2 separate regions of the Homo sapiens genome follow, and region 2 is linked to region 1. Evidence: read pairs that join two places in POLR2A ChIA-PET (ENCODE). Cell type or tissue: IMR-90. All regions are shown on one strand.

What was found. ChIA-PET counts read pairs that join two places held together with the same protein. Peaks named below come from ENCODE experiments on the same cell type or tissue, not always from the same donor. Only the 100,000 strongest peaks of a DNase experiment are listed, where the experiment ranks them.
Region 2: POLR2A ChIA-PET joins it to region 1 with 5 read pairs; 2 of 35 experiments call an interaction of 5 or more read pairs at or near these places.

Annotation. Positions count from the first base shown.
Region 1 is chr21:27,958,271-27,963,270 of GRCh38, forward strand. No RefSeq gene overlaps it. Among named protein-coding and RNA genes, the nearest start is that of LINC00314, 53 kb to the right of the region's middle. In IMR-90, no CTCF peak of the experiment used is centred here; no DNase peak of the experiment used is centred here.
Region 2 is chr21:28,205,598-28,210,597 of GRCh38, forward strand. All of the region lies in intron 3 of LINC01695 (long intergenic non-protein coding RNA 1695), which reads right to left. Among named protein-coding and RNA genes, the nearest start is that of LINC01695, 21 kb to the right of the region's middle. In IMR-90, no CTCF peak of the experiment used is centred here; a DNase peak (open chromatin) is centred at 2,364; H3K27ac peaks cover 1,966 bases.

The DNA.
Region 1 (5,000 bases):
TTATAGACATAAAAGATAAAAACTAACGTCTTACAAGAAAACATAAGCAATGTATTTGATCTGAATGTAAAGAAAAATGTCTTAAACAAGGTGCAGTAAGTGCAAAGCATAAAAAAGTTTATAAATTTGACATTAAAATTAAAAACTTCTGTGTATCAAAGCATCCTGAAGAAAAAGTAAACACACACACAGAATCAAGAAAGAATATGTTTTCAAAATCTGTAACTAACTCCTACAAATCAATAACAAATAAGCTATGCAACCCCCAAAATGAGCAAAAATAAGGAGAAATCAGCAGCGTGCTGAAGAGGAAGCATAAAATGTGAAAAATTGTAGGATAAGTTGATCAACGTCTTATGCTGCTGGTGAGGATATAATATGGCATAACCATTTTGAAGACGCACTTTTGCATTATCTTGTAAATTTGAAAATATACATCATCTATGACCTAGCAAGTACACTATTAAATAAATGTCCTGGCAAAACTTCTGCTCACAGCGTAACATGAGTATTGATTCTTCTATTCTTCTAACAGCATCATTGGGTCACTCAGTAGTGTTTCACTGGTGACTGGTTTCATCTGAAATTTTTTATAAAGTTTATTTTAGGTTCAGGGGTACATGTGCAGGGTTGTTATATAGAAAAAACTCGTGTCACTGGGTTTTTTGTACAGATTATTTCATCATGTAAACTTAGTACTCAATTGTTACTTTTTCTGATCCTCTCCCTCTTTCCACCCTCCACCCCCAAGTAGGCTCTAGTGTCTGTTGTTCCCTTCTTGTGTTTTCATCATTTAGCTCCCATTTATAAGTGAGGATATGCTATATTTGGTTTTCTGTTCCTATGTTAGTTTTCTAAGGATAATGGCCTCCAGCTCCATCCATGTTCATACAAAGGACATGACCTCATTCTTTTTTTATGGATGCATAGTATTCTATGGTGCATATGTGCTTATGTGTACCACATTTTCTTTATTCAGTCTACCATTGATGGGCACTTATATTGATTCCATGTCTTTGCTGTAGTGAATAGTGCTGCAATGAACATACATGCCCATGTGTCTTAATGGTAGAATTATTTACATTTCTTGGTATATACCCAGTAATGGGATTCCTGAGTCTAATGGTAGTTCTGGTTTTAGCTCTTTGAAGAATCATCATACTGCTTTCTGCAATGATTGAACTAATTTACACTCCCACCAACAGTATATAAGTGTTCCCTTTTCTCTGCAACCTCTCCAGCCCCTACTATTTTTTTACTTTTTGATAATAGCCATTCTGACTGGTATGAGATAACATCTCATTGTGGTTTTTATTTGCATTTTTCTGATGACAAATGATTTCAGCTTTTTTTTTCATATGCTTGTTGGCTTCATGTATATCTTCTTTTGAAAAGTGTCTGTTCACATCATTTGCCCACTTTTAAATGGGGCTGTTTGTTTCTTCCTTATAAATTTATTTACTTTCCTTAAACAAATTAAAAAAATTAAAAAGCTGGATATTAGACCATTGTCAGATGCATAGTTTGCAAATATTTTATCCCATTCTGTAAGTTGTCTGTTTACTCATTGATAACTTCTTTTGCTGTGTAGAAACTCTTTAATTTAATTAGATTCTATTTGTCAAGTTTTGTTTCTGTTGCAGTTGTTTTTGGCATCTTCGTTGTGAAATTTTAGCCAATTCCTGTGTCCAGAATGGTATTTCCTAGGTTGTCTTCCAAGGTTTTTATAGTTTTGAGAACTACATTTAAGTGTTCATTCCATCTTGAGTTGATTTTTGTATATTGGACAAGTAAGGGGTCCAGTATTAATCTTCTACATATGGTTAGCCAGTTACCTTAGTGTTGCAGAAAGTTCAGGGACCCCAAACGGAGGGACCGGCTGGAGCCGTGGCAGAGAAATATGAATTGTGAAAATTTCATGGACATTTATCAGTACCCAAATAACACTTTTATAATTTTTTATGCCTGTTCTTTACTTTAATCTCTTAATCCTGTTATCTTCGTAAGCTGAGGATATATGTCACCTCAGGACCACTGTGATAATTGTGTTAACTGTACACATTGATTGTAAAACATATGTGTTTGAACAATAAGAAATCAGTGCACCTTGAAAAAGAACAGTATAACAGCAATATTTAGGGAACAAGGGAAAACAACCATAAGGTCTGACTGCCTGTGGGATCGGGCAAAAAGAGCCATATTTTTCTTCTTGCAGAGAGCCTATAAACAGACATGCTAGTAGGAGAGATATTGCTAAATTCTTTTCCTAGCAAGGAATATTAATATTAATACCCTGGGAAAGGAATGCATTCCTGGGGGGAGGTCTATAAACGACCACTCTGAGAGTGTCTGTCTTATACAGTTGAGATAAAGACTGAGATACGCCCTGGTCTCCTGCAGTACCCTCAGGCTTATTAGGGTGGGGAAGAAACTCTGCCCTGGTAAATTTGTGGTCAGAACGGTTCTCTGTTCTTGAACCCTGTTTTCTGTTGTTTAAGATGTTTATCAAGACAATACGTGCACAGCTGAACATAGACCTTTATCAGTTGTTCTGCTTTGTCTTTGTCCTGTTCCCTCAGAAGCATGTGATCTTTGCTCTGCTTTTTGCCCTTTGAAGCATGTGATCTTTGTACCTACTCCCTGTTTTACACCCCTTCCCCTTTTGAAACCCTTAATAAAAAACTTTCTGGTTTGAGCCTCAGGTGAGCATCATGGTCCTACCGACATGTGATGTCACCCCCAGCGGCCCAGCTGTAAAATTCCTCTCTTTGTACTCTTTCTCTTTATTTCTCAGCCAGCTGACACTTATGGAAAATAGAAAGAACCTACATTGAAATATTGGGGTTGGGTTCCCCCGATACCCTAGTACCGTTTATTAAATACGAAGTTCATTCCCCACTGCTCATTTTTGTCAACTTTTTTGAAAATCAGATACGTAGTTATAGGTGTATGGCTTATTTCTGGGCTCTCTAGTCTGTTCCATTGATCTATGTGTCTGCTTTTGTACCATGAGGTCCATGTTGTACCAACAGGTCCACGTTGTACCAACAGGACCAAGCTGTTTTAGTTACTACAGCCCTGTAGTATAGTTTGAAGTCGAGGAACGTGATGCCTCCTGCTTTGTTGATTTTGTTTAGGATTGCCTTGGATATTCAAGTTCTTTTCTGGTTCCATATAAATTTTAAAATAGTTTTTTTCTAGTTCTGTAAATAATATCATTGGTAGTTGGATAGGAATAGTATTGATTTTGTAAATTGCTTTGGACAGTATGACCATTTTAACCATATTAATTTCTTCCTATCCATGAGCATGAAATGTTTTTCCATTTGTTTGTTTCATCTCTGATTTTTTAAGCAATGTCTGGTAATTCTCATTGTACTGATCTTTCAACTCCCTGGTTAGCTGTTCCTAAGAACTTTATTATTTTTGTGAGTATTGTGAATTGAATTGTATTTTTGACTTTGCCCTCAGCTTGGCTGTTTTTGGTGTATAGGAATGCTAGTAATTTTTTTTTTTTTTTTTTTTTTTTTTTTTTTTTTTTGAGACAAGATCTTGCTCTGTTTCCCAGGCTGGAGTACAGTGGCAAGATCGTGGCTCACTACAGCCTCTGCCTCCCAAGTTCAAGCAATCCTCCCATCTCAGCTAACCCAGTAGGTGGTAACACAGGTGCATGCCACCACATCCACCTAATTTTTTATGTTTTGTAGAGACAAGGTATCACCATGTTTTTCAGGGTGGTCTTGGGCTCCTGGGTTCAAGCAATCCACCCACCTCAGCCTCCCAAAGTGCTGGGATTACAGGCATGAGACACTACACCTGGCTGGAATGCTAGTGATTTTTGTACATTGATGTATCCTGAAACTTTGCTGAAGTTGTTTATCAGCTGAAGGAGCTTTTGGGCTGTGACTATGGGGTTTTCTAGATATAGAATCATATCGTCTGCAAATAGGGATAGTTTGACTTCCTTTCTTCCTATTTGGGTGTCGTTTATTTCTTTCTCTTGCCTGATTACGCTGGCCTGGACTTCCAATACTTCGATGAATAGGAGTGATGGAGAGGGTATTTTTGTCTTGTGCCGGTTTTCCAGAGAAATGTTTCAAGCTTTCGCCCATTCAGTAAGATGTCGGCTATGGATTTGTCATAGATGGATCTTACTATTTTAAGTCTGTTCCTTCAATAGCTAGTTTCTTGAGAGTTTTTAACATGAATGAATGTTGAGTTTTATCAGAAGCTTTCTCTGCATCTATTGAGATAATCATGTAGTTTTTGTATTTAGTTCTGTTTATGTGATGAATCACATTTATTTTTGTTTTTATTTATTTATATGTTTTGAGACAGAGTCTTGCTCTGTCACCATTCTGGAGTACAGTGGCGCAATCTCAGCTCACTGCAACCTCCACCTCCCAGGTTCAAGCAATTCTGCTGCCTCAGCCTCCCAAGTAGCTTGGACTTCAGGCACGCACCAACACACCCGGCTAATTTTTTGTATTTTAGTAGAGATGGGGTTTCACCATGTTGGACAAGATGGTCTCTATCTCCTGACCTTGTGATCTGCCCACCTCAGCCTCCCAAAGTGTTGGGATTACAGGCGTGAGCCACCGCACTCTGCCAAATCACGTTTATTAATTTGCATATGTTAAACCACCTTTGCATCTCAGGGATAAAGCTAACTTGATCATGATGGACTAACTTTTTGTTGTGCTGCTGGATGTGTTTCGCTAGTGTTTTTTTGTTGAAGATTTTTTCATCAATGTCCATCAAAGATATTGGCCTGAAGTTTTCTTTTACTGTTGTGTTTCTGTCAGACTTTAATATCAGGATGATGCTGGCCTCAAAGAATAAGTTGGGGAGGAGTCCTTCCTTCTCATTTTTTTCAAATAGTTTCAGTAGAAACGTTACCAGCTCTTCTTTGTACAGCTGGTAGAATTTGTCTATGAATCTGTCTGGTCCTGGGCTTTTATTTGGTTGGTAAGCTATTTATTACTGATTCAGTTTTAGAG
Region 2 (5,000 bases), 250 kb after region 1:
TCACGCCTGTAATCCCATCACTTTCGGAGGCCAAGGCAGGCAGATCATGAGATCAGGGGATCAAGACCTTCCTGGCTAACAGGGTGAAACCCCGTCTCTACTAAAAATAAAAATTAAAAAAAAATTAGCCAGGCGTGGTGGCACGAGCCTGTAATCACAGCTACTCGGGAGGCTGAAGCAGGAGACTCGCTTGAACCCAGGAGGCTAAGGTTGCAGTGAGCTGAGATCGCACCACTGCACTCCAGCCTGGGTGACAGAGTGAGACTCTGTCTTAAAAAAAAAAAAAAAAAAAAAAAGTAGTAATTTTTAAAGTATTATTTGAGAATTTGGAGAAAACAGAAAACATAAAGATTATTGTGACTGACATAATTATGAATCTAGAACCATTTATTTTGGATTGTGAGAATTTAAATCGTTAATTAATGTATATGTGTACATGTATATAGTGTGTGTGTATATGGCTGCAAATAATATTTATGTAAACATATAGCATTATATAACGAAATTTTAATCCACTTTTGTAAAATCTTTCCATTTTAAACTTCAGGAATTTAAGAAAAAATAATATGCATCTAAAGTTTTAATACCTTAAAAAATACATTACTTGATTAAAACAAAATTAATTTCAGGCCAGGTGCAGTGGCTCATGCCTGTAATCCCAGCACTTTGGGAGGCCGAAGTGGGCAGATCACGTGGTCAGGAGATCGAGACCATCCTGGCTAACATCGTGAAACCCCATCTCTACTAAAAATACAAAAAATTAGCCGGGTGTGGTGGCAGGTGCCTGTAGTCCCAGCTACTCGGGAGGCTGAGGCAGGAGAATGGCGTGAACCCGGGAGGCGGAGCTTACAGTGAGCTGAGATTGCACCACTGTACTCCAGTCTGGGCAACAGAGCAAGACTCTGTTCAAAAAAAAAAAATTAATTTCAAAGTGTTTGCAAAAAAAAGCATTTTACGAATGCCAAATGTATTACTGAAGAACAACAAAATAATTCAAGTAAAGGAGGATTTTACTACCTTGGATTTATTATAAGAAAATGCAAGGGTCTTCAGCTATGGAGAAAACCCTGGGAAATATAATAAATTAGACAATCTCTTTATGTAACTCTTTTGCTTTTTCTTTTCTTTTTTTTTTTTTTCTTTTTTTTTCTATTTTGAGACAGAGTTTTGCTCTCGTTGCCAGGCTGGAGTGCAATGGCGCGATCTCAGTTCACTGCAACCTCTGCCTCCCCGGGTTCAAGCGATTCTCCTGCCTCAGCCTCCCGAGTAGCTGGGATTACAGGGATGTGCCACCAAGCCTGGCTAATTTTGTATTTTTAGTAGAGATGGGGTTTCTCCATGTTGGTCAGGCTGGTCTTGAACTCCCGATCTCAGATGATCGGCCCGCCTCGGCCTCCCAAAGTCCTGGCATTACAGGCGTGAGCCACCACGCCCGGTCCTATGTAATTCTTTTGCTAGATGAGCTAGATTAGTGCATAATAGTGATGATTTGGTTATTTCTGAAGTACTGCTTCTTTTGTCTGTTCCAGTGTTGTGTCATAGAAGATCCTTTGACAACCATTTGCAGAAAGTTCTTTAAAACAACAACAACAACAACAACACTGAAAATGGCACTTGGGAAAAGATGCCTTTTATCTAAGGCTGGAGAGAAAGAAAAGTCCAAGAACATGGCAGAATAAAACAGAGGCTTAGGGACAAGTCTACAGATGGAATCAGCCAGAAGCAAATTCTATTCTTCCTGCATCAAATACAAAAGAAAGTAAAAGTGATGAAGCCAAGGATCTATACAACTATGAAAATTCATAGTAATTGCAGGAACTATCCCAAAAAGCAAACTTGAAAGCAACTTCAAGTTCTGAATGACAAAATTTAGCAGTCAATTGGGACACTGAATTAATAAAAGATTTATATTATGCAAGCTACAGCTGACGTCCACATTGTAGAAACAAGCGCTCTCTTCTGACTCGTTCCAAGTATACATTATTTTTAAATCATGTCTTAAAATTTAGCCAAAATGGAACTCGAGAGAGCATTATGTAAATCTCACTTCTTGTTTCAATTCCCTCAAAAGTCCCTAGGTCCCATATCAGTAAAGGCTACATATGTGGAATAAGGTTTATAATGTATATAAAACAGAAACCTTCACTGTAACAATAGAACAATAGTCATCCTTGATTTGCTGCTTTATAACCTACCTACTACGTTTATGCAGGGTTACAGCGGGGCTCTGTAAATAATCCCACAAACTCCAAGGAGTACGAGTCTTTGTGTGGAATTCAAGATGTTAATTTTTTCTTTTCTAACTAAATTAACTCCACATGTTTTTTGCTGCAACTAATCTCTTTCCTGTGGAATTAGGCATGGTCTGACTCATTATTTACTTTTTGAACATGACAATTTACTCCAGAGTAGTCCTCATTTCACATAGCCTCAGGCTCCTAGGCCATTTATGTGCACCCAGCATTATTGCTGATCTTTGTAGTTAAGATGTGGATTCTGGAAGGAAATCATAAGACCACCAATATCCAGACTAATGCAACTCGGCCAGCCATCTCGTCAATGGCAGGCTTTAGATAGTATGTGTCTGGGGAGAAATAATTTCTAAGGTGTCTACAGAACTTTAGGACTGATAAAGTTCTCCCAAACATTCCTAAAATGAGTAAGATTTATATTAATTGAGACTGTCCTAAACATCAGACCTTTATCCTTACTTACGATATTGGTAATCCTAACAATGATAAGGTGGAAAATATAACCCATTTTCAACATGAAGAGACACTCATACAGCTAATAAGTAACAGAGCAGAGATTCAAAACCAGCTTCTTTGACGCCAAAGCCAATGCTTTGAAATGAAGCATTTCCATCATTTCTTTTCAAAGTAGCCTGTGGCAGAGACAAGCAGAGATCACTGTGACCCCTCAGAGTTATAAACCAAAGCTCATAAAAATAAATTGACTTATTAAGGCCTCAGAGCTTAGAGATAGAATCTGATCCACAGCCTGACTATAAGGATTCTCTGTGCTGTGCTTATTTATTTTTTCCACCATTAAATTTACTTAAATCATTTAGCTGAAGGTCCAACTTAGGACACTATGAAGTGTTCTTAGGTAGAGAGGAAGGATAGTGGAAGGGAGAGAGAAAGGAGACGAGAGGTGAAACATGAATTTTTTAAGTGAAGAATCTATGTGCTATTTGTTTTGTATCCATAACACCGTAACATTCATAGTAGGTAGCATGGTGTCCTGAACATAGCGACAATAGACATTTAATGACTATATAAGTTAGGTGAATAAAAATAAGAACCCGTTTGTAATTTTTTTCATCTATTTGTTTTCATAATAAAGACCTCATTTTTTATTATGATGATTGCCTGAATATCTGTATACCTTGGTTTAGTTCTGCCCCACCTTTAATTTCAGCTGTGTCACAGTGAATTGCTTTCACCTTCCTGAACTTGATTTTTCTCATGAATATAATATAGAAGTTAGATTAATTAAGTTTAAAATGCTTTCAAACTAAGGTGTATCTGACATAGACAATCTTTTTCAAAAAATGTTTCGTCGTAGGATGACAATCTGGTAGTGAAATTTCCAGCCATATGCAGATATTGATTATATTATATGTGATCTCAAACGTTTCCAGCAACTTGGTACAAGATAGCAACAAAACTTCTGATGTTCTTAATATTTGCTAAGCACCTGTTTATTTTTCATTTATTCTTTATTTCAGCAAGGAATTATTGAAAGACCCCTATGTGAAAGTGCTGGATTAGAAGAATTTCAAGACAACAATGACTGGTGTTCTGAATTACACACAAGATGCCACAGAAGGGAAAAAGATGTGTTTAATGATATTTCTCATTCAACAGGATAGATAACATTTGGACTTGAAGGGAGAGTAGCTGTTCTCTTGCAGCAGGTAGCAAGAGCTGGCCAGCCAAAAGGGCAGCATGTCATGATAACTTTGGGGGATACCAAATTTCTCAGTATAGCCAGTGCAGAGGGGGTTAATGAGGGTAGAGCAGATAATGCTGAGCAGGTAGGCAGGCCCAAGGCCTAAAGGATCCTCTACACCACTCTCAGTTTTTCTATCATATTGTGGGTTATAAGCAATTACTTAAGAACTTTTGGAAGATGAGTGACATAATTATATTTACATTTTGAAAAATCAATATGGCAGTCAGTGGAGGGATGAGGAATGGCAAAGTGGAAAGGAACCCAGTCGTTGAGATAGATAAGGTGGGAAAACCTGAAGGTCTCAACTGAGATTGTCACTTAGGCACAGGAATGATGCATGAGACTTTCTGCCATACTCAACCTGATCCAAGCTTCCCGTCAGGTGTCATACCAAAGAATAGCCTGGTATGTTTTACATTAAAATACATTTTCTGAAACAAAAGAAAACGTGAGAAAAGCCCAATGTGTGAGTAGGTAACAACTAATCAAGTAATTAAACCAAGGCTTTGAGAAAATATCACCATGCCATCGTCTGGATGACAAGAATGTGGTTGCAGATACCTTAAGTCAGAGTGAAAAGTATGGAATACTGGATTGGCAAGGAACAAACTCGGAAAATATACTTCTCTAAAAATAGACGCATTGTTCCTTATTTGCTGGGTCCTTTAGGTACTACTTGATTTGGAAGGAAAGAAATAGATGTGTTGCATATTCTTACAGATATTTTTTTAATGTAAATAGATTTTTCTTCATATTAGGGGAATGTATTTGGATTTGAAATTCAAATACATTTTCAAATTTGTGCCTGAACCATCATCCATCTGGTTCTCCTCCTCACACCCACCACACACCTACCTCTGTATCTCTCTCTTAATGTTTTTATTTCATTGCTTTTCTGCCCAATGGATCAGAACCTCTAGAACCATACATAAATAAAAGATCTAGAGCCTGCCTTAACCGTGGTTTTCCCCACCTCCTATAATGCCTTTGCAGTTGTTCCAGAAGCTGCTATTAGTAACCCCCTCCCCACAAACCGTTGTAAT